2 separate regions of the Homo sapiens genome follow, and region 1 is linked to region 2. The links are chromatin loops, found by intact Hi-C in ENCODE. Cell type or tissue: PC-9. All regions are shown on one strand. Links, peaks and the distances in the headings refer to the core of each region. The heading gives the core; the rest is flanking DNA.

Region 1 (13,716 bases), core at 6,420-8,919, 120 kb before region 2:
CTTATACACCACACACGCACACACCACACATACACCTCACCCACACACACACATACTCAGACACCACACACAACACACAGACACCACACACACCACACACACACACACCACACATGCACACATACACCACACACGCACACTCATACACCACACACACCAGACACCACACACACCACACACACGCACACATACACCAGACATGCACACTCATGCCACACACAACCACACACCATGCACACACCCCCACCCACACACATACACACAACACACACACATGCACGCACACTCATATACCACACACACATATACCCCCACACACACCACACACACCCACACCTCACCCACACACATGCACACATACACCACACACACAGGCACACATACACCACACACACGCACACTCATACACCACACACACACTCATACACCACACACACCACACATACACCACACACACACCCAGCCCCACACTCACATACATACCTGAACACATACACCACACACACGCACACTCATACACCACACACACCAGACACCACACACACTCATACAACACACACACCACACACACGCACACATACACCACACACACCACACAGACACCACACACACTCATACAACACACACCACACACACGTGCACTCATATGCCACACAACCACACACACCATGCACACACACACCCCCTACACATGTACACCACACACATGCACACTCATACACCACACACGTACACATACCTCACACACACATGCACACATATACCACATACACGCACACATATACCACACACTCATACACCACCAACACACACACCATACACATGCACACATACATGCACACTTATACACTACACACATGCCACACACAGACACACCATACACGCACACACACGCTGCTGGCTTGGGAGAGCCAGGCCTGGTTATTCCGCCTTCTCGAGAGTGTGCCTCAAGGTGTTCAGCTATAGTGAAGGCGCTGCTGGGCTGTCGGCCTCTGCTGTGGAAGTACCTTGCCTGTGCCCTCCTTCATAAAATGATGCTCCTGTTCAAGAGTGGAGATCTGCAAGCAACGAAGAGAGAGTATCTGGAGGAATGCTGAGCATGAATTTTGGGGGTAGTGGGACTGGGTGATTAACAGTCCTGGCTCTGCCCCTTTCGAGTTCACTTTCCTGAGAATTCACTGCTTTATCAATATATTGGAAATAATAATACCTTTGGGGTTTTCGTGAGAACTAAAGAAAATACAGGTAAAGCTCTGAAGTAGTGCTTACCTCACAAGATAATAGCTGCCTTAATTATTATTTCTAGCCACTGTGTGGGACGTGACGTTACCAGTAGGGTGTTGTAAGGACATCCTTGGATTTACTTTCTAGCTTCATGGAGGGGGAGAGTGAAATTGAGTTATAGTCACATGCTGCGTAACATTTTGGTCAATATATGATGGTGGTCCCGTCCGATTATAATACCATATTATTACTGTACCTTTTCTATGTTTGGATATGTTTAGATAGACAGATACCATTGTGTTACAGGCATCTACAGTATTCAGTATAGTAACATGCCATGCAGGTTTGTAGCCTAGGAGCAGCAGACTGTACCATACAGCCCAGGTGTGTGGTGGGCAATACCATCTAGGTTTGTGGAAGTCACTCTGTGTGTTCACACAAAGACGAAATCACCTAACAATGCATTTCTCAGAGCAAACTCTGTTGTTAAGCGATGCGTGACTGTATATGTGTGTTGTTTTTTCTTTACGATTTGTAAAGTTTTCCAGATTTTTTACTCCAAATGTGTATTTTACAGACAGGAAATCAATTTTCTAAAAAACTAGGAAGATGCTACTAAGTCTCAAATAAAACAAGAGTTAGCAGTTTGATAAGAGTCAAAGGCTCTTGAGAAAGTTCCCAGTTACGCCGCTGGTTCATAGGATTTCTGCATGTTTTTATCAGTATGGTGGTTTGCGTTTCTAATTAATGTTTATGCCTAGCTGGTTGTAACATGCAGTTATGTTTAGTAAAGAAAAACAAGAATGGATGGAAGAATATATGAACATTGCAGGCCAGGCCCAGAACTGGGACTTGCAGCTCAGGTGACCCAGGGTTGCCTCTGCAGGTCACCTAGGTCTCTCTGTAAGATGAAAGGCCAGACCCCCCTATGGGGAGTGGTGGGAGATGCATACAGCTAGAGGGAGGTTTCCAGCCACTTCTCATCTGACACGGTTCAACTGCATGAGAGCCGAATGGCATCAGAGTTGTGTTGGCCAGATAAAATGGGTTGTGTTGTGTGTAGGGACCCTCCTCAGCACTGGCCAGCAGCTGACTGGAAGAAGGGCCCCACTGTGCGGAGGCCTGGGCGGGTGATGCCTCCACGTGGGAGTCTCCATTTTCCTCATTTAAGAAAGGAGGTGGTGTCTCTACCAAGTTGGCCTCATGAGGCCATGAGGATTCCGAACACTGAGGGGCTGGATCCCCGCCAGAAGCGCAGGGAGGACGGGGTCACAGTGCGGAGAATACTGACTGTTCTTGCTAGGTTTGCCCCCCTGGCACTTGTGGCTCTCCTCCCCTTCCTCCTCCCCCTCCTCCTCCTCCTCCTCCTCCCCCTCCTCCTCCCCCTCCTCCTCCCCTTCCTCCTCCCCCTCCTCCTCCCCCTCCTCCTCCCCCTCCTCCTCTCCCCCTCTTCCCCCTCCTCCTCCCCCTCCTCCTCCTTCCTCCTCCTTCTTCTTCTTCCTCCTCCTTTCTTCCTTTTTTTTTTTTTTTTGAGACGGAGTTTTGCTCTTGTTGCCCAGGCTGAAGTGCAGTGGCATGATCTTGGCTTACTGCAAGCTCCACCTCCTGGGTTCAAGCGATTCTCCTCCCTCAGCCTCCTGAGTAGCTGGGATTACAGGTGCCCGCCACCATGCCCGGCTAATTTTTGTATTTTTAGTAGAGGCGAGGTTTCGCCATCTTGGTCAGGCTGGTCTCGAACTCCCGACCTCAGGTGATCCGCCCGCCTCGGCCTCCAAAAGTGCTGGGATTCCAGGCGTGAGCCACCGCACCCGGCCACCTCTCTTCTTTTTGAAGGGCGTCTGGACTCAGCTTTTCGTCTTGCTGAAAATGTGAAGCTGTAAATGAAAGTCGTTCTGGGCAAAACAAAACGAGAGCTCTCCATTCCACCAGGCAAAGGGCAGGTGCCTGTGTGTGTTTGGGATTTATTTTTATTTTCTAATCCCATTGCCAACAGAAAAAGATTCTGTGGAGCCTCTGATTGTATTACCATCCGGGAGCCGTTTATCTGTCGTCTGTGGGATGCTTGGCCCGATGTCCAGGGCTCCAAGTGTCTACTCTCCTCCCCCCGTCACCCCCACCTCTAGGGGGTGTTTTGGAGAATTTGGCCTTGGCCTAGGAGGGTAAGTGCCCAGGGTTCCATTCTGTCTCAGGGTCTTAGGACGGAAGCCAGACAGCTTGATGGTCCTGAGGCAGACAGAGGTGGCAGCTGAAGACAGTGGTGAAAGAAGTGTGGAAGAGGACTTGGCTCCTGATGACCTGATGGGTGGCCAGCCCCCCACCCCAGCTTCTTTGCTGGGGGCGCCCCAGGCCCCTCCCGCTCTGCGGCCCTCCCTGCCGCGGCGTGCCTGCAGTTCCGCGCCTCGCCGGCAGGGGTCTCGCCTGTGTCGCGGCCGGATCTGCACGCGGGTCTAAGAACTCAGGGCCCTCCCACCGCAGCCCCGAATCACCGAGCCCTGGAAGGTTCCAGCGAGCCCGGCGTAGACACCGCCGTGAGGCCCGGGAGAAGGGAAGGGGCAAGTCCAGTGAGAGAGGGTGTGTGCGGGGCCGTGCTGGGGCCAGAACCTTTCAGGGGGTTGGGGGTGAGGGTTAGGTGGGAGTGCGGAGCAAGAGCATCTCTCCATCAAAAACACAACAAGAGCATCTCTCCATCAAAAACACAACAAGAGCATCTCTCCGTCAAAAACACAGCAAGAGCATCTCTCCATCAAAAACGACACAGCACAGCAAGAGCGCCTCTCCGTCGAGAACACTAGTGAATGACAGAATGGCAGTGTATTGAGCTTCCACAAAGAGGTTTTATTGTTTTTTTCAGAGTGATCATATGAAGTAACTTTATTGATTGGTAACTTTATTAATCATAACAAATTGGGCACTTTTGGATAAAGAGACCACGTTTAATTTAAAGTATTCTTTTTCCATAAGAAGCAATACCTATGGTGTTCAAGTCAATAGTTAAATGCTACGCGCCGGTGAAATGCTGCCGACATTAATCAGAAGTAAATAATACAGGAAAGGGGAAGGCTTTAGTCTTACTAAGAAGTGATGATATGAGAGTAAGGGAAGGTGGGGAATAAGAAGTATGCCATGGAATGCTGGTGACAGCTGGAAACGTCACCAGGAAAGGAGAGAGGGAAGCGCAGGGAGGCCAGGAATAATACCATGGTTTCCTCACAGTTTCACCGACGGTGGGAAAATGACCTGGGGGGCTCTGCCATGGTGTAGGTCTGGCTCAGGGATCCCTTGGCCCCCGCTGATAGTTGAAACAGGTCTCCAAATCACTGCTCGGTGGCCCCGTGAGTGGACGCGGAGGCGCAGACTTGGCTGCAGCATTCAGGGATGGACTCTGTTGTTAAACGACAATTTCCTGTTATGTCATTTTCTCCACCATCTGACACACTTTCAACACTCACATACCTTTGAACAGAAGTTTAAATAAAAGTCTGTTGACTTTGCACTTGAGTCCTGCTGTGGACTTCACGTGGCCCTTTGCCTTTGGGCGTAAGTCAGACGAGATGATGATACGGTGTGTAGATATGTCTGTTTCTCTTAAACTTTGGTGAATATCCTGGGGACAGCTGTACTCTCCAGTCACAGGATCAAAGCTTACTGCATCTTCCTGAAGAGTCAGTTTTACTCAAAGATTTAGTAGAGGGAAAATTCGTCTGTTAAAACATATGCTTATATATTATAGAGTTTTAATTTTTCATAAACCATTTAGATAAGACACACTTTGACACACTTGGTTGTGTCCCAGGTCCCCTTGACATTCACCTCTTTCCTATCCATGGGGTCAGCATATTTTGTGGTTTTATCATTCTTGTGATAGTATTTGACCATTATGAACTGGAGGTGTGAAACACTAGTGAGCAGTTGGTTATATGGATGAAATACAAACCAGCCAGTGGTTTCCAAATGCGGCGCAGCCACACCACTATCCCCAGGGCACCTCAAAAGACAGGCTCTCAGGCCTTGTCCCAGGCATCCCAATACTGTTGGTCTCCAAAGCTGCGTTTTGACCATGTACCCAAAGTGATTCTGGCTTGTAGCTAGACTTGCGAATCAAAGAACCAAATGGTTTATTCTAACTGTAGACACTGGGAAAGGGACTGCAAACTGATATTCCACAGACCAGACAGAAGAGGGTTTTTGGTGTGGGGTTTTTTTTGTTTGTTTTTGTTTTTGCCTGTAGCATTTTGTTGTTGTTGTTACTTTGTATTAGTTGCCAACATTTAAAATCAAGGTATTCCGTAGCTTTCCTTTAAAACTCAGAAGTCAGGATGATACTAGGCCTGCCTTTTCTCCAGAACCCCTGGCCTCAGCTGAACAGCAGCAGCCTCTCTCAGGTGGTCGTGCCACGCTGTCTGGATCTCCCGGGTCCCCGCCTCGTCCCCACTGCCTTGCTCTCTGGGAGCTTGAGGTTGTGATCCCCTGCTCAGTGAACACATGGTCGTGTGAGCAGCTGAATCTCACATACCCTTTCCCAGCAGGCAGCATGAGTCCACTGCTGCCCCACCCCCTCCCCGCAAGGGAACTGCTCACCTGGGCACTGCTGCCTGGGAAGTGAAGTATTGTAGAAAGAAGAACTTAAGCTGAGGAATGATTGGGACTCAGAACCATCTCCTCTGCTTGCTACTTCTTGTCTTTGAACCACTTCTTCATACTTCTGTTTCTGTTCCTAGAGCCTCGTTTTCCTCTCATGGCATCTGCCCTCTCATAAAATACACACACACACACACACACACACACACACACACACACACACACACACGGAGCCCTCATCACCGTCATCACCGTCACAGTGGGTGTGTGCTCCCAAAGGGCTTCTACTCATCAGTAGATTTCATGGGCCCGACCTCCCATTTTCCTTTCCCCATTGCTCCCATTCTAAACTGTGGGTCCATCTGTATGTAATGTCTAAAAAGGCGCCCAAACACCAGTTGGAAATAGTTGTTATAGGAAAATGTATTCAGAATTCCAAACAACAGACTTAAAGTGATGAACTTCTAGTGCGTCAAACCTTTCTCCCCTCGTTGGAGAGGCCACAGGGTTAGGCAGGAGCATAGGGACTCTCAGCCTGTGCTGGCCTTTCTCAGTAATCAGAAGCATATGACCCCAGCTAGTATTTTCAGCTAGTTATGCCAGGGACTGTCTTTTATTCCATGAGGTCAAAGGACACACTTGGAATTGGTCACCTGACAAGATTGCATTGTTTCTCTAATTTTTTTTTCCCTAGTTTCTCAGGGCCTGAATTTCATTCCTCTTGCCCAGTGACTTCCCCTTGATGGATTCTAAAGGTCTCACAGAACAGCACCTCTTCTGTCATTTATCTGAGTCTAGGTAAAGGCACAGCGACAGTGAATGTAAGGGCCTTTAAAAGGCTTCAAAAGACAAAGAACATGTTCCTATTTAAAATTAATTTCTCTCTTGTTTTACCTACACTGATTCTTTCTAGGTTCTGAGTGTGTGTGATTTAGGCCCATGCAGCCTCTAACAAATGCAGAAGAGATGGACGCAGGCCGCTGGTGTGGGGTGATGGACGCAGGCCGCTGGCGTGGGGTGATGGACGCAGGCCGCTGGCGTGGGGTGATGGACGCAGGCCGCTGGCGTGGGGTGATGGACGCAGGTCGCTGGCGTGGGGTGATGGACGCAGGTCGCTGGTGTGGGGGTGCATTCCTGCACTCCTGTTTTTCTGTCACAGAACCACCAGTGGCCCAGCATTAACTAAACTAGGCCCAGCCTCATGGCCTGGAATTCCAGTCTGTTATCTGGAGCAAATCAGCATTTCCGTCCAGCGTTCCTAGGCTCCCTTTTATCTGCCCCCCACAGCACTGACTGTTACTAGCGTGAGCCGCCACTTCTCCCCGTTCAGTGCAGGCTGGCAGTACGGGGTTGATTCCTTAGACATATAAAAATCTGGCAAAATCAGAAAACAGTCATTCTCACTTCACACCTGATAGAATAGCCATTGTCAAAAACACAAGAGATAGCCACTGTTGGCGAGGGTGTGGAGAAGAGGGAGCCCCAGCACGCTGCACCGTTGGTAGGAATGTAGGTTGGTACAGCCATGATGGAAAACAATATGGAAATTCCTAAAGAAATAAAACTAGAACTACTATATGACTCAGCAGTCCTTCTTCTGGGCATTGACCCAAAGGAAATGAAATCACTACCTCGTAAAGATAACTGCTCTCCCGTGCTCACGGCAACGTTATTCACAGTAGCCAAGATACGGAAAGAACCTAAATGTCTGTTGATAGATGAATAGAGAAAGAAATTGTAACATACAAGACACACACACACACACACAAAACGGAATATTACTCGGCCTTTAAAAAGAAGGAGTCATACCATTTGCCACAGCGTGGATGAAACTTGGAGGACATTATTGCTAAGTGAAATAAGCCAGACACAGAGAAAAAATATGTCGCATGATCTCACTTATATGTAGAATCTTTTTAAAAAGAGGAAAAGCTGAATACACAGCGGTAGAGAAGAAAATGATGGTTACCGTGGCCACGGCGAGGGTGAGGGAGGAAATGGGGAGATACCAGTCAGGGGATACAGCGTAGCAGACGTGTGGGATGAACGGGTCTAGAGGGTTCATGTGTGACATGAGGGCTATCATCCATAATATCGTATTCATGAATTTTGCGAAAAGAGTTTGTTTTAGGTGCTCTTGCCACACACACAAAGATGAGTAACAATGTGAATTGATGGATATGTTAATTTGCTTGACTATTGTAACCATTTCACTACCTGTGTATTTCAAAATATCATGTTGTATATCTTACATAGAATTCAGAAGACATTCATTCTATTCTGTTGGAAAACATAGACTCAGATATACCAGACAATTCTCTTTTTCCCCCTCCCCTCCCCTCCCTTTCCCTTCCCTTCCTCCTTCCATTCCTCCTCTCCTCCCTTCCTCTTTCTCTCTTCCTTTTTTTCTGTTTCTTTACTTTCTTTCTGTCCTCCCTCCCCGCATCCCTCCCTCCCCCGTCCCCTCCCCTCCCCTCCCTTTCCCTTCCCTTCCTCCTTACATTTCTCCTTTCCTCCTTTCCTCCGTTCCTCTTTGTTTCTTCCTTTTTTTCTGTTTCCTTACTTTCTTTTTCTTTCTTCCCTCCCCTCTCCTCCCCTCCCCTCCCTTCCCCTCTCCCCTTTTTTTTTCAATAGAGATAGGGTCTCGCTACATTTCCCAGGCTGGACATAAAGCCCTGGGCTCCAGCAGTCCTTTTGCCTCAGCCTCCCAGGTAGCTAGGATAACAGGAACACACCACAGCACCCGGCTCAGATGTATTTTTTGCTATATCCCAATTTCATATATTTCATCTTTAAAAGGGGCCAGATGTTATCATTTTCATTCAGGAAATATGTTAATTAGAGCTACATGTATAACTGCCATATTTTATCCAAATCTCACTGAAATATGTAGTATACAAAAGGAATGTCCCTGGGACTTACTAATGTTTTAAAATATTTATGAAAGTGATAGCAGTTGTGTGCATTTCTAGAAAAAGTAATAAATGGGAAGGAAATGGTTTTGCAAAAGAGGATGTGTTTACCCATTTCATCATCATGATGCCCTGAGAGTAAAGATACTAACCAGCCAGAGAGATTCTGTTTTTTCCTAATGTGATTTAAGAGATTTTGATGAAGGTGGCAGTGGGGGTACAGTGTTTAATTAACTAGTACATGTTCTCCTTAATTGCTCCCAATCAATTAAGTCGAACATTCAAGCTGGGGGTACCTGCCCAAGCGCCGTAAGGACGGCATAGCACTGGCAAGAGGCCTGGCGGCTCTGAAGGTGACATATTATGTACTTGTCATAGCCTCACTGTCACGTGCTGGGAGGTGCTTTGTGGATTACAGCAGTGAGGCTGGGGAGCTGCTGGGATTGCGCCAGAAGCCCTTCACAGAGACTGGCAGAGGCCTTGGCTGTGGGCCGCTCTGTGGAACCTATAGCTGTCTTGGAAAAGGCTAGTTATATCCTTGCAGTTGGACAGTGAAAGTATACCTGTCTAGACTAGTTCGCTTCAGTAAATTTGGACTGAGTCCCTGCTTTGTGCCAGGCACAGGGTTAGGCAGCAGGGATATCCGATATAAAAAGACACAGTCTCTGTCCCCAAAGAACTCACAGTTTAATAGGACAGAAAGGGATGTAGGATCAGTATAAACCCCACAACCATAGACATAGTCCAAGGCTTGGGGGCGAGGAGGGAGCTGAACAAAGGACATGGCCTGTGAGCTGGGTTTTCGTGACAAGAAGTTTTCTGGTGGACGAGGAGGGAGAAGGGCACCACAGCCTCAGTGAGGGTAGCGTGTGTAGGCCCAGGAACTTGGGTCTGGGTGGAGTACAGGGGAGAGTGCCGGGGAGAGTGCCAGGGAGAGAGGAGGAGGAGGCTGGCAGGGGTAGAGGCCACATCACCGGGAGCCTTATGTGTTGGGCTAAGGTGACGTTAATTCTATAGGCACTGAGGAGCATGACATTAGCCTGATGCCAGGGCAGAAGACTCTGCAGATGCCTGCCTTCTGGGGGAGGCGCTGTGATGTGTGTGCTAAATGTGTCCCTCCTTGTCCTGGCCAAAGCACACTGTCCGGTGCTCTGGTGGGTAAAACTCCTGCTGTACCTGGCTTCCATGCCATATAGGCCACACTTTCCCAGATAGGACCCCATGCTAGGTGTGGAGGCAGGAGATTCGGAGACCAGTAGGAAACCAGCCCTGTCCATCTGGCCGTCAGACATCCACAGAGGATGAATAAAGGAGGGACAGACATGGCTGGGCCACTCCTTGCCTGTCGCATGAAGCAGGGGGAACGGTGGTGGCGGGGAGATTGGTTTCAGGTGCAGGATCTCAGACAGCTTTATGCAGGGACTGGAAGTTCCAGATTTGCAAATTTGGAAGTTCCAAATTTCCACTACTTTATTCTATAGATATTTATTGTACTTTATTTAGTCTGTCTTCTTTTTTAAGTAAGACAGGGAGAATTTTTCTCTTCTCCCTCCATTTTGTGCCCAGTGAGAAACAGATCCCAATTATTGACTGAAGCTACACTTTAGAAACAACTTTTTCTTAAGAACTTTTACACTGAACAAGATTCAAATATAGTTACTGCATTTTTTTTTTTTTTTTTTTTTGAGACAGAGTCTCGCTGTGTCGCCCAGGCTGGAGTGCAGTGGCGCGATCTCAGCTCACTGCAAGCTCCGCCTCCCAGGTTCACGCCATTCTGCAGCCTCAGCCTCCCCAGTAGCTGGGACTGCAGGTGCCCACCACCACGCCCGGCTAATTTTTTTGTATTTTTAGTAGAGACGGGGTTTCAACGTGTTAACCAGGATGGTCTTGATCTTCTGACCTCGTAATCCACCCGCCTCGGCCTCCCAAAGTGCTGGAATTATAGGCATGAGCCACCGCGCCCAGCCCAGTTACTGCATTTAATTCTTCGTCAGATGGTTCTGTCTTTGCTAACTTGCACAGGGAAAGGGGCTTGTGAACACCTTTATTATGGAGAATGGATTTTACTTTCAGCTGACTTGACTGCGTCCAGGCTGACAGCACAGGCCCCAGATGGTGGTGCTGGTTTGGGAGGCACTGTAATGTGTGTGCTAAATATGTCTCTCTGTGGTCATGATGCCTGGGTGGTGATGGACACAGATCATGGCTGTCCAGCTGCTACCCCACACGTGAGTCCACGCACCTGCGCCAGGGTCAACCTCGTATGTGTGAAGCTGAGCACGTTTATTTATTTCTTAGAGTTTATTATTTTAATCTCTTGGGAAGGGAGAGGGAGAGGAGAAAATAGACCCTCTTCAACAGCAAGCGGTTGTTTGAGAACGCGGTGTCTGTCTGCCATGTCCTCGGTTCCCCTGGTACATTCCACGTTAATTACACCGTACTCTGCTACCACAGTTTTTCCTTTGGTATCCACAGCTTTGGAAAGTAAATACATTGTGATTGTGGAATGGTCTGTGCTTGAAGCAATGAGATGGAAAGGGAGAAGCAGCAGCCCTGCCAAGCCAAGGGGCACATGTCCCAAGTCAACAGGGCCGCTCAGGGCTCGGGCAGAACATGGGACGGAAAGCCCTGAGGCAGCTTGGAGACCCCAGGCTGCAGGCCAGGAGGCCCAGGGAGGGTCCCACCCGTAGGTAGTGTTGGAATGAGGCAGAGAGTGAGTTTTCCAGTCCCTCTGATTGCCATCAAGAGGCACCAGGGCCTTAACTGTCAGAACCCATAGGAAAAAAATCACTTTCTTCTGATGACGGGCTCTGCAGCAGGGGCCAGCGCAGCGAGGAGGGCTCCCGAGACCTTGACAGCATCAAGGCCCGTGGCTTCACCTCCTCTGCCACTGTGAAGAGAGATTATGGTCAAATATATACATAACACAGAATTCGCCATTTTAACCTTTTGTTGTTGTTGTTGAGACAGTCTCTCTCTCTGTCTCCCAGGCTGGAGTGCAGTGGCACGATCTCCGCTCACTGCAAGCTCCGCCTCCCGGGTTCACGCCATTCTCCTGCCTCAGCCTCCCAAGTAGCTGGGACTACAGGCGCGCACCACCACGCCCGGCTAATTTTTTGTATTTTTAGTAGAGACAGGGTTTCAACATGTTAGCCAGGATGGTCTCGATCTTCTGACCTCGTGATCCACCCGCCTCAGCCTCCCAAAGTGCTGGGATTACAGGCGTGAGCCACTGCACCTGGCTCCATTTTAACCGTTTTGAAGTGTACAGTCACTGGCATTAATTCTATTCACAATGTTGTACAACCATCACCACCGTTTCTCGTATATGTGCATCACCCCAAACAGAAACCCTGTACCCATTCAATAATAACTTCCCATTTCCTGCCTCTCCCCAGCTCTAACCTGCCTGTGAGCGTGCCTGTTCTTGGTATTTCCTGTGTGTGGAATCATGCACATTTGTCTCCTCCGCCACTCTCTGCTGCCCCTAGGCCCAGAAGCACACTGTTCCCCTCCCGACCCGCCCCACTGCTGGGACTGTGGGACTCTGTGGGTCCTTCCTTATTCACCACCACAGTACCTTCCATGAGCCTTTCTCGGTTCCCCTCCACCAGTCTCATCTTTTCTTTGTCCAGACATTTGGTTTGAAGCGTCTTTCCTGCCCAGCCTGACTTCTTTGTGTGTGCGTGGTGGGGGGGTGGGGGCATTTGTGTGAGGGTCTTTTCTCCACTCACACTCCCCCGGAGAATCAGAAGCAGTTGTGTGGTCCCAGCGGAGGTGCTCAGGGCTGGGTTTTATCTTGGCGACTGTTCACAGGGTGCTCGCCATGCACTGAGAGGCAGCCGAGGACAGTCTTATCAGTGGGGGCTCCAGGCCAGGCTGCCTGGGTTTAAATCCAGACCTCACCACTTACTAGCTGGGGGGCTTTGACTCAATTCCTTAACCCTTGTAAGCCTCAGTTTCCTTGTCTATAAAGTGGGGATCATGATAATAACAACCTCATAAGTTTATGAAAGCTGAATGAGGTCACAGATATAAACACAACAGTGCTTGCATGTGGTGGCACGTGGTGCTAGCTACGTGTTGATACGCATTTGCTGCTGTTGTAACCCACACGTGGTGCTAGATACGTGTTGATACGCATTTGCCATTGCTGTAACCCGCGTCACAAAGTTTAGTGAGGATGAAATCATTGATATAAATTGTTTAAAAGGTGACTGGCATTTAGTAAATGTCAGCTACAGTATATCTCTCTGTCTGTCTGTCTGTGTATGTATTCTTATGTCAAAACCAACTCAGCACTGAGCCTGCTTCCAAGAACTGTCTCCAACTTAAAGTTGCCAGCAGTCTGGTTGAGGGGACTGGGCCACACCAGCAGCAGATTAAAAATGAACCGGCCTATATGTCTTGTTCCTTTCTTCAAGACAACAGGGACATGGGAAGTCCCAGCAGAGGGACGCCAGGGGAGCCCGTCTGAGGGGTCTGCTGGGCGGGAATCAGAACAGCCTGCCTTTGCCCAGCGCTCAGCGCAGCCTGACCATTTTCACCCCTGTTGTTTTTCTTATTAAATTGGGAAACAAATTATACAAATTTGAACTATTTCTAACCTCCAGCAAAAGGTAGTCACATTCTATCTCAATTTGGAAGACTGAGTGGGCATTACTGTTGACGTGAGTACCTACAGTTTCAGTCAAGATTCTCATTTTTTTAAACCCATGGAAGAAAATTATCCTCTATGGAAACCAAGCTTTACAAAGCTTGTCTCTATGTTCTGATTTTAATTGCCAGTTGAAAGGAAAGCTCAGCCTTGCTTGTTAAATAACTGTGTAAATATTACCAGGGCACTGAGAAGGCCTGAGGAGGAGAAGGAATGGTTTCCTTGCACATCTGTGCCTGAGAAATGAAGACTCAGACTCACTTCTGAAGAAACGAGTTCAACTTCAGATGGGAGGTTGAACTCCATTTTCCCGAAGGCCGAGGAAATGTATGCGTGTGTGTGTGT
Region 2 (16,116 bases), core at 8,390-10,889:
AAATTCAAATGTGGAAGCTTCGAATAGTCAAGAGCTCTGCACCCCCCGGAAGTACGTGTTCTACCTTTGGTCAAGTAAAGCACTTCTTTCCTTTCACCTCTTGGGCGCCTGGATTCCTTTCTTCCTGCGTTTCCTAAGCTCACTCAAGTGGAGGCAGAGCTGTCGTTGGCTTTGAAAATACATTTGGCTGTGGGTTCTCTGGCCTGGCACTCGTGGGAAAGCTGGGCTGGGGAGTCTCAGCAGGATCAGGGCATGAGGGCCTGGAGGCCTGGCAGAGACTGTAGAGGACGCGGTGGCAGAGTGATCTCAGTGAGAGTCTTCGCTCCCTTCGTGTCATCTGACCTGGTCCTGCTGTGAAGTCCTCAGGACCTCTGCCCACCTTAGAACCAAGCATTTTTTCACCCTGAAAAGGGGTTGAGCAGACCATCTGTGTTCAGTCTGTCTGCCTTTACATAATCAGGTGCCTTTCAGATGCCTTGTACCAGATTCTTCAAAAATTACATTACAAAGTTTCCAGAAATAATGCAAGCTCAATGCAGAAAAACAGCACAATAAATAACAATTCAAAGTCAACCCTAAGATCTCATCCGAAGGTCACTGCTGCTGCCTTTGTGGGTCTATACTTCCTTTTATTTATGTATTAATTTCCGTGGCATCTTGTTGGCTCCCATGAAATCCCCAGGGCAGTGGGAGAAGGTGCCTTCGATCATCAGGGCACAAGCCTGGCTCTCACTGGCCTGGAAGGCCCGCAGCCTGGGGCTCTCACACTGCCTTGGAGATGGGCTGCTCTGGTACTTTGAACCCGCTGTTTAATGTTAAGCTTGGTTTTTCCCTTTGATGTGAGTCAAGTGCTCAGCTCTGGGGAGACAGTCCCTCCGCCTGGGGCATTATCTGCTATGTAAAGGAAAAGAGTCAACCTGAAGCTATCAGCAGCTCTAAATTCTCTAAAGACGATCTGGGCAGCAGGTTGCAACACATCTCGGGATCATTCCATCTTTGTAGAAGCCATTCCCATTAATCATTTATTAATTACTCTCCCAATTGAGACAATGAAGTAGATGTAGGATTAAAAAAGAGGCCCATATTCATTTCCCATCTGAGCACCCTGAAGTTCATGGATCCTGGAAGAATGTGAAAAATGGACTCCATTCTTCTTCTTTCTACTTTGCATTTTTCTCTGGGTTTGGCTTCAGCCACAAAGGGAGCCCTAGGAAGGCAGGGGGTTGGGGGGGAGGTTGTGCACTGGTGTGTGCAAGAGTGTACACATGTGTGTGACACCCAGTGGTCCAGGCTCAGAGGGGAAGGACACGGACCCTGTGAAGTCTGAGGAAGGCTTTGGGGCAGGAGCTGGGGCAGGGCAGGGGCTGCCTGCAAAAGGGGGAACCCAGAGAGCCGAGCCTGTGTGCTAGGGCTGAGGGTTAGAGAAGGGAAATAGGGCAGCAGCTCCTTGGGCTTGTCCCAGAGGGCTGGACGGGTCCTGACTCTGAGCTGGAGAGCAAGGGACAGTGGGATGGAAAGGATGTCACGGGGCATCTCCTGACCCCAGGGAACTGTCCTGGGTCCTGTAGGTGTATGCTCCCATTTAATCCTCCCCCATACTCTGGGAGTCAGGTATCAACCACCACATTTTGGACTTAAATTAGGGCTCAAAGAGGTGGAGTGACTTGCTCAAAGTCACACGGTGGATGAGTGCGGGGTTGGGATTGGAGTCCAGGTGTTCAGACCTCAGCGTCTTGGCATTTTCCCTGATCCATGCTGCCATTAACGCAAGCAGCCCAGCCTGGCAAACTCCAAAAGTCTGTCTTGGAAGTAAAAAAGCCAAATAATGTTGATTTTCTGCTGTTTTGGGAATCAAGAAAGACTTCTCCCTTTTTTAAGGGATAAAACGTGCCCCCACCCCCACTTTTTTTTTTTTTTTCAGGGAATACAGATGATGACTGAAGAATTTCCAGAGAATCTAGTGGAGGTGGGAAAGTGTCCTTCTCCAGGGAGGGTCCTGAAGATGGGAGCAGATTCCTGCTCTCCAGCAGCCCCTCCTCACCCAGGCCTCAGTTTCCAGGGAGAACATGTTCAGCCTTCCTCCGTGAGAGGGGCTGGGAGGCAGCGAGGGTGATGCCCCGAGGGTAAGTGTGGGGCGACGGGGGCAGCTGGGAGGCAGCGAGGGTGAAGCCCCGTGGGTAAGTGTGGGCGGGCGGGGGCAGCTGGACTGAGTCACCGGAACCTGCAGTGAAGAGAGACTGTGGATGCCAGCGCCCGAAGGCAGCGGTGTTCAGAGTGAGGGCTGCAAACCCCTGCAGGTGGAAGAGGTCACCAAGGGGCCTTGAGCCCTGCAGGTTTTGAGGGAATCATGCTCTGATTCTCAGCCTCACAGGCATGACGATCTTTCCTAAACTCATCTCCCTGGGATGCACTTGGGTTGACGGTAATGCTTCCCCTGCCTGGAGAAAGCAAGATACCCATCGTCCTGTGAGAAATAGGGAAACCCCTGGGGTGCTACACAAAAGGGAGACTTTTTTTTTTTTTAGATGGAGTTTTGCTCTTGTTGCCCAGGCTAGAGTGCAATGGCTCGATCTCGGCTCACTGCAACCTCCACCTCCCAGATTCAAGCGATTCTCCTGCCTCAGCCTCCCGACTAGCTGGGTTTACAGGCCTGCGCCACCACACCCACCTAATTTTGTATTTTTAGTAGAAATGGGGCTTCTCCATGTTGGTGAGGCTGGTCTTGAACTCCCGACCTCAGGTGATCCACCCACCTGGGACTCCCAAAGTGCTGGGATTACAGGCGTGAGCCACCATGCCTGGCCGGGGAGACGCCTTTTAAGGACTAATCAAGCCATTAAAACACCCTGGAGTACAAAACCGTTCCTGGTCTTATGCATATTTCCGTTAGAGGTGAAGTCTCACTTTAGAAATAGGGAATTGGGACTCAGGCTGGGATATTCTCAATCCAGAAATGTAGTAGAGTCAGGTAGAGGGAGTAATAACTGTTTTTGTTTAAGAATTTTAATTCTTCTAGCCCCCAAATATAACTGTAATGTTTCCTGAGTCTATCATGAAAAATATACAAATACAACTTTTATGTGATGTCTTTCCTATGTTGTGCTCATTATTTAATAAAGTAGGTAGGCCAAGCGTGGTGATTACAGAATCCCAGCACTTTGGGAGGCCGAGGCGGGCAGATCACGAGGTCAGGAGATCGAGACCATCCTGGCTAACAAGATGAAACCCCGTCTCTACTAAAAATGCAAAAAAATTAGCCGGACGCGGTGGTGCGCGCCTGTAGTCCCAGCTACTCGGGAGGCTGAGGCAGGAGAATGGCGTGAACCCGGGAGGCGGAGCTTGCAGTGAGCCGAGATCGCGCCACTGTACTCCAGCCTGGGTGACAGAGCGAGACTCCGTCTCAAAAACATAAAAAATAAATAAATAAATAAAGTAGGTAAAAGTTATTTTATCCAATCACATCATAAATTGTCCTAGGAGAGTTAACTTCATCTTATTTCATTTTGTAGAATGTCTTATATTTTCTACTTCCCATTTAAAATATGCTAAGTGTGGACCAACTTTTTTAGTGGAATTTATCTTTCTCTTTTATTAAATACATAGTAAAATGTGATCATTATATTCAGTGAAATTAATTGAATTATTTCTGATTCTTATTTAATTAATTCCCCAAGCGAAACACCAGAGTTCAAAGAAGTATGGCTTTTATCATATTCCTCACTTCCTAAAACACTTGCAATTTTGGCTTCACAGTACATTATTATAAACTTTATAAATTAAGTAGTCAGTAATCATATATTGAGCTATTATTTTGTTTTTAAAGCTTATAAAATAGGTTAAATATTACATTGGACAAAAATGATGTAAAGCTCGAACCATTTTTAAAACACTACCTTATGATGTTCTTTTACAAAGTTTATCTTCTACTAAGTTTTATAGTATTCCATAAAATGCCTGTTAGCATGTTTCTAAAGCTGGACTTTTTCTGACATAAAGCCTGATTTGGTTGATAGATTTAATAGTAAGGACTGGTTTGATAATTAAGTTATATGACATATTTTTCATAATTTGAATTAACTAAATTTGCAGTTTTAGGTTTTCTGAAAATATATTTAAAGCAAGTGATGATATAAAAGCATTTTATCAAAATGTTGTATTGTCAAAAGTTTAATTAAGTAATAGATTTTGATTTCCTAAACTCGTCTGACAATAATGGGTTAAGTCAAGTACCTCTTAGGGAAAGAGTAATGGGTCTGATTAAGAGTCATTTCCTAAGTCTTAATAGAATTTTTTTGTATTCTTTCCAGAAGATGACAAGGATAATGACTCTTGAGACTGGTAAAAATCCTTTTGCCAAACAAATGGTTTTCAGTTTTTGGTTTTCATCAAAGTTAATAGTAGTTTACTACATGATTTTCAGGCACGTAAGTCAGTAGTTCAGAGAATTAAATGACCTTTTTAGAACAAAACTCCTTCCACTCCCATCTACTGATATGACTAGAGTTTCTCAATGCCTACATCTAAAAAACCAGAAAAATAGGTATAAAATTGATGCTCAACTCCGACTCATTAAAACAGTAAGTCATATTCATCAACTGATACACAACCTAGTTGGAAAAAAGCCAGCTCCATTTATCTCCATTTATCTCATTAAGAAGTGCATTTGTAATAAAAATTGCTTTTAAAATTTTCTAATTATTAAATTTTAATTAGGTTCCTTGCGTCCAGGTCCTATTCTCCTGCCTCAGTTTCACGTAATGCAAGTGTTTTCCACTAAAAGCGAAGATCTAAACTGCCCGAGGGAGCATCACCACTCACAGCTTTTATATATTGGATCACCTGGTGACATTGAATTTAAGGAGCAAAGGAGGGAAGAGAGAGACAGAAAGGGAGAGGAGGAGGAGGAGGAGGAAGAGGAGGAGAAGGAGGAGGAAGAGGAGGAGGAGGAGGAAGAGGAGTAGGAGGAGGAAGAGGAGGAGGAGGAAGAGGAGGAGGAGGAAGAGGAGGAAGAGGAGGAGGAAGAGGAGGAGGAAGAGGAGGAGGAGGAGGAGGAAGAGGAGGAAGAGGAGAAGGAAGTGGAGGAGGAAGAGCAGGAGGAAGAGGAGGAAGAGGAGAAGGAGGAAGAGGAGGAAGAGGAGGAGGAGGAAGAGGAGGAGGAGGAAGAGGAGGAGGAGGAAGAGGAGGAGGAGGAAGAGGAGGAGGAAGAGGAGGAGGAAGAGGAGGAGGAAGAGGAGGAGGAGGAAGAGGAGGAGGAGGAAGAGGAGAAGGAGTAGGAGGAGGAAGAGGAGGAGGAAGAGGAGGAGGAGGAGGAGGATTGCTCTAGAGCACAGCAGGCCTCTGGATAGGGAATAATAACATGACCAAGCATGTTTGACCCTGTCTAATATGTGAATATTTAACTTCTCTGTGTCTCTCTTCTCTGGCTAAACCTGCCGTTTCCATCATCCCCATGACTTGGTCTGCAGACTGCTCTGTGCCCCTCTGTGCTGGTCACTTCCCTTTAGAGTCTTTCTAGTCGGCCAGTGTTCCCTTCCCAGGGCCGGGAGAGGAAAGGAGTTCACCGCAGTCATACTGGTTAGATCCATGACTCCTAGCACGAGACCAACCACACTCCTCTCTGTGACTGAGCACCTGTGCTGGCACAGATGTGTGCTCCAGGGGAGCCCTAGCTAACCTGAAGGATGGGCTCTAAGCTTAGCACACTAGGTTAGAATCCTGTGTAGTCCACATTACCCTTGAAAGTCCCCTAGGAAGGCATAACACTGGAGTCAGACACTCTCTCTCTCTCTGTGAGTGCATCCCGGCCAGATTTTCCTCCAGCACTGGAATCGTTAGTTCTTCGATTGAACACCAGAGGAAGTCGTTGACAGGTATCTGGAGATCATGCACCATGAAAAACGTGTCTCTTTAGTCATTAGGATCATACTCTGCCCAATCAAGTGCTCATCCTCTGACAGGCATGTGGGAAATGACACTGGGGAGGGGATAATAAATGTGTCTTCTCTATCATGTCATATGGCCACACTAAGGCATGGAGTCAATGCCTTGGGATCAAAGACACCCTTTATTTATTTATTTATTTTTGAGACGGGGTCTCACCCTGTCACTAGGCCAGAGTGCAATGGCACCATCTCAGTTCACTGCAACCTCTGCCTCCCTGGTTCAAGCGATTGTCCTGCCTCAGTCTCCCAAGTAGCTGGGACTACAGGCATGCACCACCATGCCTGGCTAATTTTTGTATTTTTAGTAGAGACAGGGTTTCACCATCTTGGCCAGGCTGGTCTCCATCTCTTGACCTCGTGATCTGCTCACCTCGGCCTCCCAAAGTGCTGGGATTACAGGCGTGAGCCACCGCACCCAGTCAAAGACACTCTTTAAATAATCTCTCTCTGCCCTCCCCCAGTGGATTCGTTGACTCCATAGGTTACATATATGTATGATGCAGCCACACTCCTTCTCAAATCCTGACAACCAGATAGCCATGGCAGAGGACACTGAGTGTCTGGTCTGTGTAAAATACAACCTCTTATCTTCTGAGGGTGATCCTTCTCCTCCACCCCTGTGTGTAGATTGCAAATGGCCACAGATTCTTTTGAGAGGTGGAGTCTGTCTCCCTACTCCTTAAACCTGGACTTGCCTGGTGACTTGCTTTGATCAGTAGAATGTGGCAGAAATGATGCTACGTGGTTGCCAAATCTAGGCCTTAGGAAGCCTTGTGGTGTCTTGCTCTTGCCGCCTTGGACTTCTGCTGCCGTGTGAATGCGCTGCTGGAGAACCGAGACACCCTGGCTGATAGCATGCTCAGGGATGAACATGTGTATGAGGCCGTCCTAGGCCATGCAGGCCCAGCCGGGCTGTCCGCTAACTGGAGCTGCATAAGTGACCCCAGATGAGACTAGCAGAAAAACCACTGCTGGTTCCAGCCCACATTGTTGACTCAGAGAGTGTGAACCAATAAGTGTCATGTGAAGCCACTAGGTCAGGAGGATTTGTTAGTTGTTGCAGAGACAAATGTGGGCTCCCCTTCCGTATGGTGGGCTTGTTGTTGGGAGGTGGCCACTCGACCAGACACTACATCTCCCCACTCTTCCATGTCAAGTATGGCCACCATAGAGCTGGCTCTCGCCAGTGGAGTATGAATGGAAGTCACGTGCAATACCCCTGGGCTGAGGCTTAGGAGTGGATGGGCTTTCTCCACTCTGTCTTCCCCCTTCTGTTGACTGGAAACAGAGGCCTTCTGGGTCCTCGGGGATGGGGAAACCACAGGAAATGATGAACCTGAGTTCCTGGTCCCCATGTGACGAATAGCCCACCCATAAGGAATGCTGGCGTTGGATGTTATAGGAGTGATCAACTTCTTTTGTGTTAAGACTTTGAAGGTTTGAGGTGTTTGTTAGAGCAAGTGACTAATAGAGCTCACAATGACAAATTTCTCTGGTGGGCACTACTCCAAGCCTTTTACATTTATTAACCTCCTTCATCCTTCCAGCAGCCCCACAAAGAAGGGATTATTTTCACCTTGACAGAGGTGGAAACTGCCACTCTAAGGGATGAAGTGAATTTCCCAAGGGCGCACCTAGAATAAAGTGGGTGGGGACTAGATCTAGACAACCTGTGAGCTAGTTCCTGGTCCTGCCCTGTCTCTCCTGCGCCCTCTGGGGCAGTTTCCTCGTCTGTAAAATGGATTGGGAGAGAGGAGGCTAAAATCACGAGCTTTCCTCTAAAGCCCTGACTTCCTAGGTTTCTGTGGTTCTCAGACTTGACATTGGGACACAGGTACAGGAGAGTCAGGGCATGAAGGGAATTCACAGTCCTGCTTCCTAAGTCCCAGGAGGTTCATCTTGGTCTCTAGACCGTTCTGTAATCAGTAGCGTGGTGGGGGCAGCCGGGCTGAATTGGCAAATCCTGGGAGCTGCAGTGTTACGACTTAGAAGACAGGAGTCAAAATGTGTGGTACCTGCACGTCGGTGTCTCTCCAGGGAAACCCAGGCCTGGCACTCCCTGTCCACAACAACTCCACAAAGTTTGTACCCGGTGATGGGCATGGTCCTATTGTTGCCTGGGGAGGCCCTGATCAGGGGGCTGGCAGAGTCAGGGCTGTGCCTTGGCATGAGAGAGTTGGAGACAAAAGCTTTGGACAGTAGGTTGGGTAGGGAACTGGAATGCCCTCTCCCGCTACGTGGCACATAGGAAAGCAAAAGCCCAAAGAGGCTGAATGACTTGCCCCAGGTTGCCCAGCCAGCTGGGGCCAGGCCCCTTTTCCTGCGTCATGCTGCCTGCTGGGCCTGGGCTGGGGTCAGCACACCGATGCCTTTTGGCTGTGTTTTTTCCGTGTGTCTGATGTAGAGAAGAATTTTGAAAATATACTTGGGAGAAGCTTCTTCTCTTCGGAAGTCCCACGCAAAAAACCTCAGAGGAGAGGACGGCCCTGCACGCCTATTGACTTCAGGGCCTCCAGCTGCCCCTCTCCTCCCTTAAGGTCCTCGCAGGGAACCCTGCTAGACTGACGTCTGAGGGTGGTAGCTGTCAGGCATCTGCCTTGTGTGCAGTTTCAGTTCAGTCAGACACTGATGTGTTCGAGAGGAGGCCTGGATTCTGCTCCCAACGTGGCGAGTCACCAACTACATGATTTGGTGGGAAGCCTCAATTTCCTTATCTGGGAGGAGGGAGGGAAGGGGAGTGGGCTGGACTAAACAGCCTCTGAGGCCCCTGGGACCCTATTCCTGCAGAAATAGGAAAGATATTCTGGGGTGTATATAGGTATCTATATGTCTAGACACACACGCACATATGCATATGTATATATCTATTTATATTCATTCTCTCTACATATGTTTATATTCATATATATTTATATTCATTTTTTTTTTTGAGATGGAGTTTCACTCTTGTCACCCAGGCTAGAGTGCAATGGCACTATCGTGGCTCACCGCAACCTCTGCTTCCTGGGTTCAAGCCATTCTCCTGACTCAGCCTCCTGAGTAGCTGGGATTACAGGTGCCTGCCACCATGCCCGACTAATTTTTGTATTTTTAGTAGAGACGAGGTTTCACCATGTTGGCCAGGCTGGTCTCGAACTCCTGACCTCAGGTGATCCACTCGCCTCAGCCTCCCAAAGTGCTGGGATTGCAGGCGTGAGCCAATGTGCCCAGCCTATTTATATTCATTCTATTTATATATAACATTATATATGTCTCAGCTTTGGAGCCTGATATTTCCAAAAGAAGCCTGGCTCATTAAGGAAGTGGAATGAATATAATCCTATTGTCGCACAACACTTACCGCCTACACACGTCCTCATACAAGGGGGTTGGGGAAGACTCAGGTTCAGCGTCAAGCCCACGGCTCTGGGGTGGGAGGGGCCTGGATTCTTGACTCTTTTGTTGCTTAGTTCCATCTTGGATTTTGCCTTTTCAACTTGGCCCTGGTTCAGCCAGGCCCGACTGGGTGTCTAGGCCCTTGGCAAAGCCATTGCATAAGCAGGAAGCTATGCAGCAACTGTGGCACGGCGGAGACTGTGTGGTGAGGTTGCAGAACCAGGTAGGGAGTCTGACTAGACCAGCCCTGACTCAGCTTGTTTCCAGACGACCTAGGTGTGGGGGGCGTTGCCACATCAGTCAGGACTCCCTCTGTTGAGCGTGACAGAAACCCAGCTCACGCTTGCCTACACACAAAGGGAGGCTTTGGGCTCCAGAAATTGGGAAAGACAGGGGTGGAGTGGACCTCAGGCATGACCGGATGGCAGCCTCAATGCAGCCAGCTCTCAATCTGTGAATGGTCACCATTATTTTCTACTACACACAGGATAACCTGGGACGGGGAGCCGTGGGAGGCAGAGGCCCCGCTGCAGACAACCCAGTTTAAATTACCCTAGTTGGTGACTGTGGAAAAGAAAGAGCTCAGAGTATACAGGTTCCAGGGAAGGCTGTGGTCAGCTGCCTTAGGCCACAGGCCCACCTCTGGGACTGACATCATGTTCAGGCCAAGTTAGGGCAGAGGGGACTGCTATGGCAGTGAAGTCAAATCCTAAGGGATGGGCCATGTGGAGGAGCAGTTCTACGAATAAGGTCAACTGCTATCAGAGAGGGGGCCATCAAGATCCTGAGGATGAGATCAAAAGGCTAGCTACCCACTAAAGATCCAGCAGCAGTCAGCATCCAATAAGGAGGGCACAGAGAGTTTCCTATAAAGAACTGAGGTTGAGGCCGGGCGCGGTGGCTCACGCCTGTAATTCCAGCACTTTGGGAGGCTGAGGTGGGCGGAGCAGGAGGTCAGGAGATGGAGACCATCCTGGCCAACTTGGTGAAACCCCTTCTCCACTAAAAATACAAAAATTAGCCAGGCGCGGTGGCGGGCGCCTGTAGTCCCAGCTACTCAGGAGGCTGAGGCAGGAGAATCGCTTGAACCCGGGAGGGGGAGCCTGCAGTGAACTGAGATGTCGCCACCGCACTCCAGCCTGGCGACAGAGCTAGACTGCATCTCAAAAACAAAACAAAAACAAACAAACCAACAAAAAAAACTGAGGTTGAAACGAGGACACAGTCCAGGAAAGCCAGGGCATGAAGGGGATTTTCAGCAGAGCAGGAGTGAAAGTCTCTGCTTTGTAAGTCCTGGGAGGTCCATCTTGGTCTCCAGACTCTTCTCTGCAGTCATCAGGGTGACAGAGACTGACAGGGTGAGCAGAAGTGGCAACTGCAGAAGGCAGCTACTACTATTTCTGTGGCTGAAGGGGCGAAGGGGGACATTTAGAAACACAGCGGAGGGACCCTGCAGAGCCGACTTGAGGAGAGGTCTCTGCGCGCTGGCGCTGGGGCCCTGCAGACAAGGGCCCACTTGCCTGGGATCCCAACCTCTGAGCAGGGGTCTGAGCCGGCTCTTGGGCCACAGGGTGACGCAACTGCTTCTGCCAGAGTTGGAGAAGCTGCAAGCTGCGTTCCGCTGCGGCTCCGGTTTGGCACTGCCGGCTGTTGGCTGGGGAGGGAGACAACGAGCTCCCAGGAACAGGAAGCCCGCAGGAAGCGGACAGGGAGCAAATAGGAAGAGCAAGTCCTGCCTCCCGCACCAGCCTGGAGGTGCCGCTCTAGCGCCCGGGCTGCAGAGCCTACACAGACCCGGCTGGCAGAGCGGAGCCGCGGGCAGAGTCCCAGCTCCAGCATCACCAGTTGGCGCCCAGAGGACGGGCGTGGAGCATAGAGGTCGTGACTGAAAAGCGGCCCCAGAGGTCTCCCTGCAGGCCTTCTGGTGGGTGCGGGAGTCCGTGCGACAGCCATCTCCCTCGGGAGGCTGGCAACTTCTTGAGGTCAGGGACGTGCTGGCTTCGCTGTGCATCCTCCACGGGGCCTGATATCCTTCCCCAGGCAGAGCAGGCCGTCGTAAGCAGGTGTTATGCTGAAATGAGCTGCATGGCAGGAGCCCTTGTCAGGCAAGGTGTCCTGGGCAGCTCCGCAGCCCTCCCTGCCCAGCCCTCAGAGTTCCTGTGTGTTTTCCCGGGGCGTGGTTCCAGGCTTTCCCTGGAGTCCCGCATGGGGCCAGGGTGGGGGTGTTGAACACTGGACCTTGAACACAACTGGGGCAGGCTCTGCCCAGACCTGGCAGATGCACCCTAAACTTCCTTCTCATCCTCCTCCACCTGCAAATGAAGTCAACAGCAGGATCTTAGCTCCACCAGTTACAGACTGTCTGGCTTTGGGCAGGTTATTGGGCCATTCTGAGCCTCAGTTTCCCCAGAATGCCCTCTTCAGTCTCTTAATCCCTGCACCGGGAGACAGGAAGAGACTCTTGGCCCTCTTCATCCCATCCATTCCTCTCCCCTGTCTCCTGCTCCTTACTGGAGTGTGATTTTAACACAACACATCATAATTATGCTTTGAAAGGCAGTCAGTATTAGCAAGGCAGATATCTGTTTAGCTGGAAAAAAAGGAAAGATCCAGGTCAGCTGGGACTTGCTGAGCAGAGCTCATGGACAGCTGCAGGCGAGGCAGGGGGAGCAAAGGGGTAGAGAAGGCGAGGGAGGACAGGGGCTCTGCAACAACCTGAAGGAAGCAGGAGACCAGGTGGGCCCCATGCCCTGGGCTCCTGTGAATTCCAGAGCAGCTGAGCATTTAGACAGGAATCCTCAGGAGAAGGCTGGAGCCCCCCAGCCTCCAGCTGCATCAGGGCAGGACAGCAGGGCGACAGGCCCAGTGGGGTAAGGGACACAAAAGTGTTTATGGACCATGTGGGAATGGGATTAGGCCAGTGCTCAGTAAAGTAGAGGCTCTGATGAGATTTTATGGGCCATATCAAAGGTTTTTGTATAAGTTTTTCTCCCTCTTCCATCTCAAGTTCTTTCATGGCAGGTACTGGGTCTGAGTTTTCTCTGATGGTGCCCAGAGAGTATGTTGGGTGTATCTGGGGACCACACTCAAGTCTGGGTGAGTGTTTGGAGGGGCTTCTGGCAGCGTGGCCTATGCTACTGGAGAGCCATGGGTCTGTAAGCTCAGACAATGGTGTGAGCAGTGGCAGATGTGACATTTCCCAGCCAGGAGCCCTGGCAGGCAGGCAGAGGGGATCAAAGCACAGGGACCTCATTTTCAGCCAGAGAAGGGATTAATGAAGAGCCCAGTGTCCCAAAGGGAGGCTAATTGGGTTCCGAAGAGTGGTAAGTGTTCCTGGGCTCACTTGGCATGGTCCTACCCTCTGAGCCCTGTTTCCTCAAGAATTTAATTTAATGTCCCTTTGTTGAACGCAGCTGTTGGGGGAGGAGTGATTTGGGCTGTTTGGGCTGTTTTGTTTTCCTCCCTCTTTCTTTTCCATCTTTCCCTCCTTTCTTCTCTTGTGGGAAGATGCCAGTGCTTGGTGAACTGGCTGGTTGGGGTGTCCAGACCAACCTTCTCTGAGCAGGCCTTGAGCACAGAAAGCCCTGGGCTCCCTCCGTCTGCTCAGCAGCCCAGCCATCTGCCTTGCTCAGTCCCTGTGGAGACGTTTGCTGGGGCTGCCTTTCCTTGGAACTGGTGGGTGGGGTCTGGCAGGTGGAGAGATACCAGAGCCCAGGCTTCTAATGCTTTTTTTCTGGGATCCTGACATACAGCAGAGACTGGACATACCTCCCCTTCTTCCCTGCTTGATAACCATCCCTGCTGGGCCTCCCAACTTGAAAGGTGGGACCACAGTACTTGTAGAGAAGGACAGCTCTGGAGTTGGCCTGCCTGTGTCTGAATCCTGACTCTGTGTCACCCTGGGCAAGTCATTTAACTTCTTCAAACCTCAGTTTTTGCTCCTGTGAATTAACTAACCCAAAGAGATATTGTGAGTCTTACGTGAGACAACCAGGGTGAAAGTTCAGCACAGGGCCTGGGATATGGTAAGCATGGTGTAAGGATTATAAGCTTTTATTAGTAGGAGAGCATGTTGGTTTCCCATGGCTGTTTTAACGAATTACCATAAACTTATTCCCTCCCAGTTCTGGAGCTCAGAAGTTCAAAATCATAGACAGCCATGCTCCTCTGAAAGCTTTAGGGGATAATTTGTTTCTTGTTTCTTCCAGTTTCTGGTGGCTGCTGGCATTCCTTGGTTTGTGGCCTCATCACTCCAATCTTCAAGGCCAGCATCTTTGAATTTCTCCCTGATCCATCGTCACATGGCCTTCTCATCTGTGTGTGTGGTCAAATCTCCCTCTGCCTCACTCTGATAAGGATAAATGTGTGTGCCTTTAGGGCGTATCCAGATAACCCTCCGTCCCAAGATCCTTAATTTACTCTCATCTGCAAAGACCCCTTTGTTTTGCCATACAATGTAAAATTCACAGGTCACATGGATTAGAATACTGATTTTTTGTGGGGGCAGGAGTCATTTTTCAGCCTACCAAAGATGGAGCAAAGAATTGGAGTGAGGGGGAGACGCTTGAGTGCCTCATCGTCTTAGGACAGGCTCTCTAGTAGCAGACCGTGGGATGAGGTTCACTGTGCACACAGTTTATCAGGGAAGCGCTCCCAGGAGAAACTGGCAAGACAATGGGAGATGCAGGTCAGAGAAGGGGAAGAAACTCAGTAGGGTGAGATTTGAAGTCCCAGCCTGCTCTGGTTTGAATGTGCCCCCTAAAAGTTCATGTGTTACAAACTTCATTGCCAATGTAACAGTATTAAGACGTGGGGCCTTTAAGAGATCCTTGGATCACAAGAGTGGAGCCCTCCTGCATGGATTACTGCCATTATCATGGGAGTGAATTAGTTCTCTAGGGAGGAAGTTACTTCTCACGAGAGTGGGTTGTTATAAAATGAGCTCAGCTCACTTTTGCAGTCTTTTTCATATGTGCTTGCTTGCTCTCTCTCTGTATAATGCCTTCCCCAATGTTATGATGAGCAAGAAAACCCTCACCAGGTGCTGATGCCATGCCCTTGGACTTCCCAGCCTCCAAGACCATGAGCCAAATAACCTTTTGGTCTTTATAAATTACCCAGTATCAGTCATTCTATTAAAGCAACAGAAAATGGTCTAAAACACAGCATCATATTAATCCCACAGAGAGCTTTAAAAAAGGAAATTCACTGATGAAATTGAATCTCACTTTTATCACTACCCATTCCTATTTCCCTCCTTTCCTTTCCAGAGGAAGTTATTGTCATAAATTTGGTATGTGCCTTCTTGTCCACTTAAAAAATGCTTATAATATATATTTGTGTCCCTAATCATGTAAAGTATTATCTTCCACATTTAAAAAATTTATGTAATAAATTTATGTAATAAATAATCTTTCTCTCTCTCTATATATATGTCACTTTGATTTTTTCACTCATTACGGGGCTTAGAAGATCTGTTCATGTCAAGATACGCAGATATAGTTCATTGCTTTTCACTGCTGCTAATTAATATGTACCACTTTTACTTTAGATGAAAATTTAGGTTGTTTAAAAATGTTTTCATTATTACAAGGCTGAGGTGTTTTCTTACCCTCATAGAAGAGTTTCTCTAGGGTTGATGCCTTGGGAATTTTTTCGGTCATAAAATGTGTGCATTTTTCAATGTTAATAATAACTGCAAAGCTGTTCCCCAAATGGCTGTGCTAATTTATCCCCCACTAGCAGTGTTTCTGAAAGTTCCCATTTTCCTCATATTTTCACAAAGATTAGTATTTTCAGACTTTTAATTTTTTTCTAAAATATGGAGATTGACATGATATGAGAAGATTTCAACTTGTTTTCTGTGAGTGCTTCCATGAGTTGAGCGTCTTTTCATGTATTCATGACCACTTGGATTTCCTCTTCTGTGAATTACCCCTTTAAATCTCTTACCCTCTTTCTATTGGGTTGAGCGCCTTTTTCTTATTGAGTTGTAGAAGGTCTTTATATATTCTGAAGACTACCTTTTTGGTATTTCATATTGTAAACAACTTCTAATCTATCATTTTTTGTCATAAAGCATTTTGATTTTGATATAGACAAATCTATGAATTTTTAAACGGTTTGTTCTCTTATATCTTGAAAGCTTTTTATTACCTGATGTCATAAAGATTTTTTTTTAGTAGCTTAAAAGTTATATTTTTAATATATAGGCTTTAGCCAAACTGGAATTTATTTTTGTGCATGCTATGAGATAGGAACCTGATTTTATTCTTTTACATGGAAAGCCATTGTCCCAACACCAAGTATATCTATATATATGTAGTCTCTAAGCTCTCTGATCTATTAATTTGGTCTATTTTTTATTGCTCTATAAATATCACCCAGTTTTATTAGTATAGCTTTATAAGAATTGTTTATATCCTGTTGGTTAAGCCATATTCCCTAATCTCTTATTGTTCTTTAGAATTGCCTCGAATTTTCTTGATGGGATAGGTGAGATGAAACCTAGAAATCCTACAGTCAATTTTCTCCCAAAGGGAAGCCAGCCTAAAAGTAAAGCTGATACCATGGAAGGGAGAGCAGAGATAGGAAGATGCTCGGTCCTTAATGAGATTGTTGCTGAATCAAGCTACTCTGAAGCTGATCCTGCCTCTGCAACGTCTGTTTATCTAAACTAATAAATCTACTTTATTATTAACCAATTTGGTTGATTCTTCTGTACCCTGTAACCAAAGCTTTATAACGGATACCCCTGGTATATCTTTTTATGTCTATTTTCAAGCTCTGTCATTATGTT

Evidence for each region. Peaks named below come from ENCODE experiments on the same cell type or tissue, not always from the same donor. Only the 100,000 strongest peaks of a DNase experiment are listed, where the experiment ranks them.
Region 1: a loop joins it to region 2, with 3 times the contacts of the local background. A loop is called at or near these places in 3 of 110 quality-filtered maps.

The regions. Positions count from the first base shown.
Region 1 is chr3:195,096,514-195,110,229 of GRCh38, reverse strand. All of the region lies in intron 3 of XXYLT1 (xyloside xylosyltransferase 1), which reads left to right. It overlaps LOC124909476 (a long non-coding RNA gene), which reads left to right and starts at 3,687. Exons shown (of 2, transcript XR_007096226.1): 1 at 3,687-6,600; 2 at 6,716-7,378. RefSeq lists a silencer at 3,630-3,799 and an enhancer at 6,393-7,592. In PC-9, for the core only: no CTCF peak of the experiment used is centred there; a DNase peak (open chromatin) is centred at 7,419; H3K27ac peaks cover 1,180 bases.
Region 2 is chr3:194,980,195-194,996,310 of GRCh38, reverse strand. LOC105374294 (a long non-coding RNA gene) reads left to right here. Exons shown (of 4, transcript XR_924873.2): 2 at 1-51; 3 at 1,922-2,123; 4 at 13,526-14,728. Among named protein-coding and RNA genes, the nearest start is that of XXYLT1-AS1, 110 kb to the left of the region's middle. RefSeq lists enhancers at 7,711-8,211, 9,504-10,004. In PC-9, for the core only: no CTCF peak of the experiment used is centred there; a DNase peak (open chromatin) is centred at 9,550; H3K27ac peaks cover 968 bases.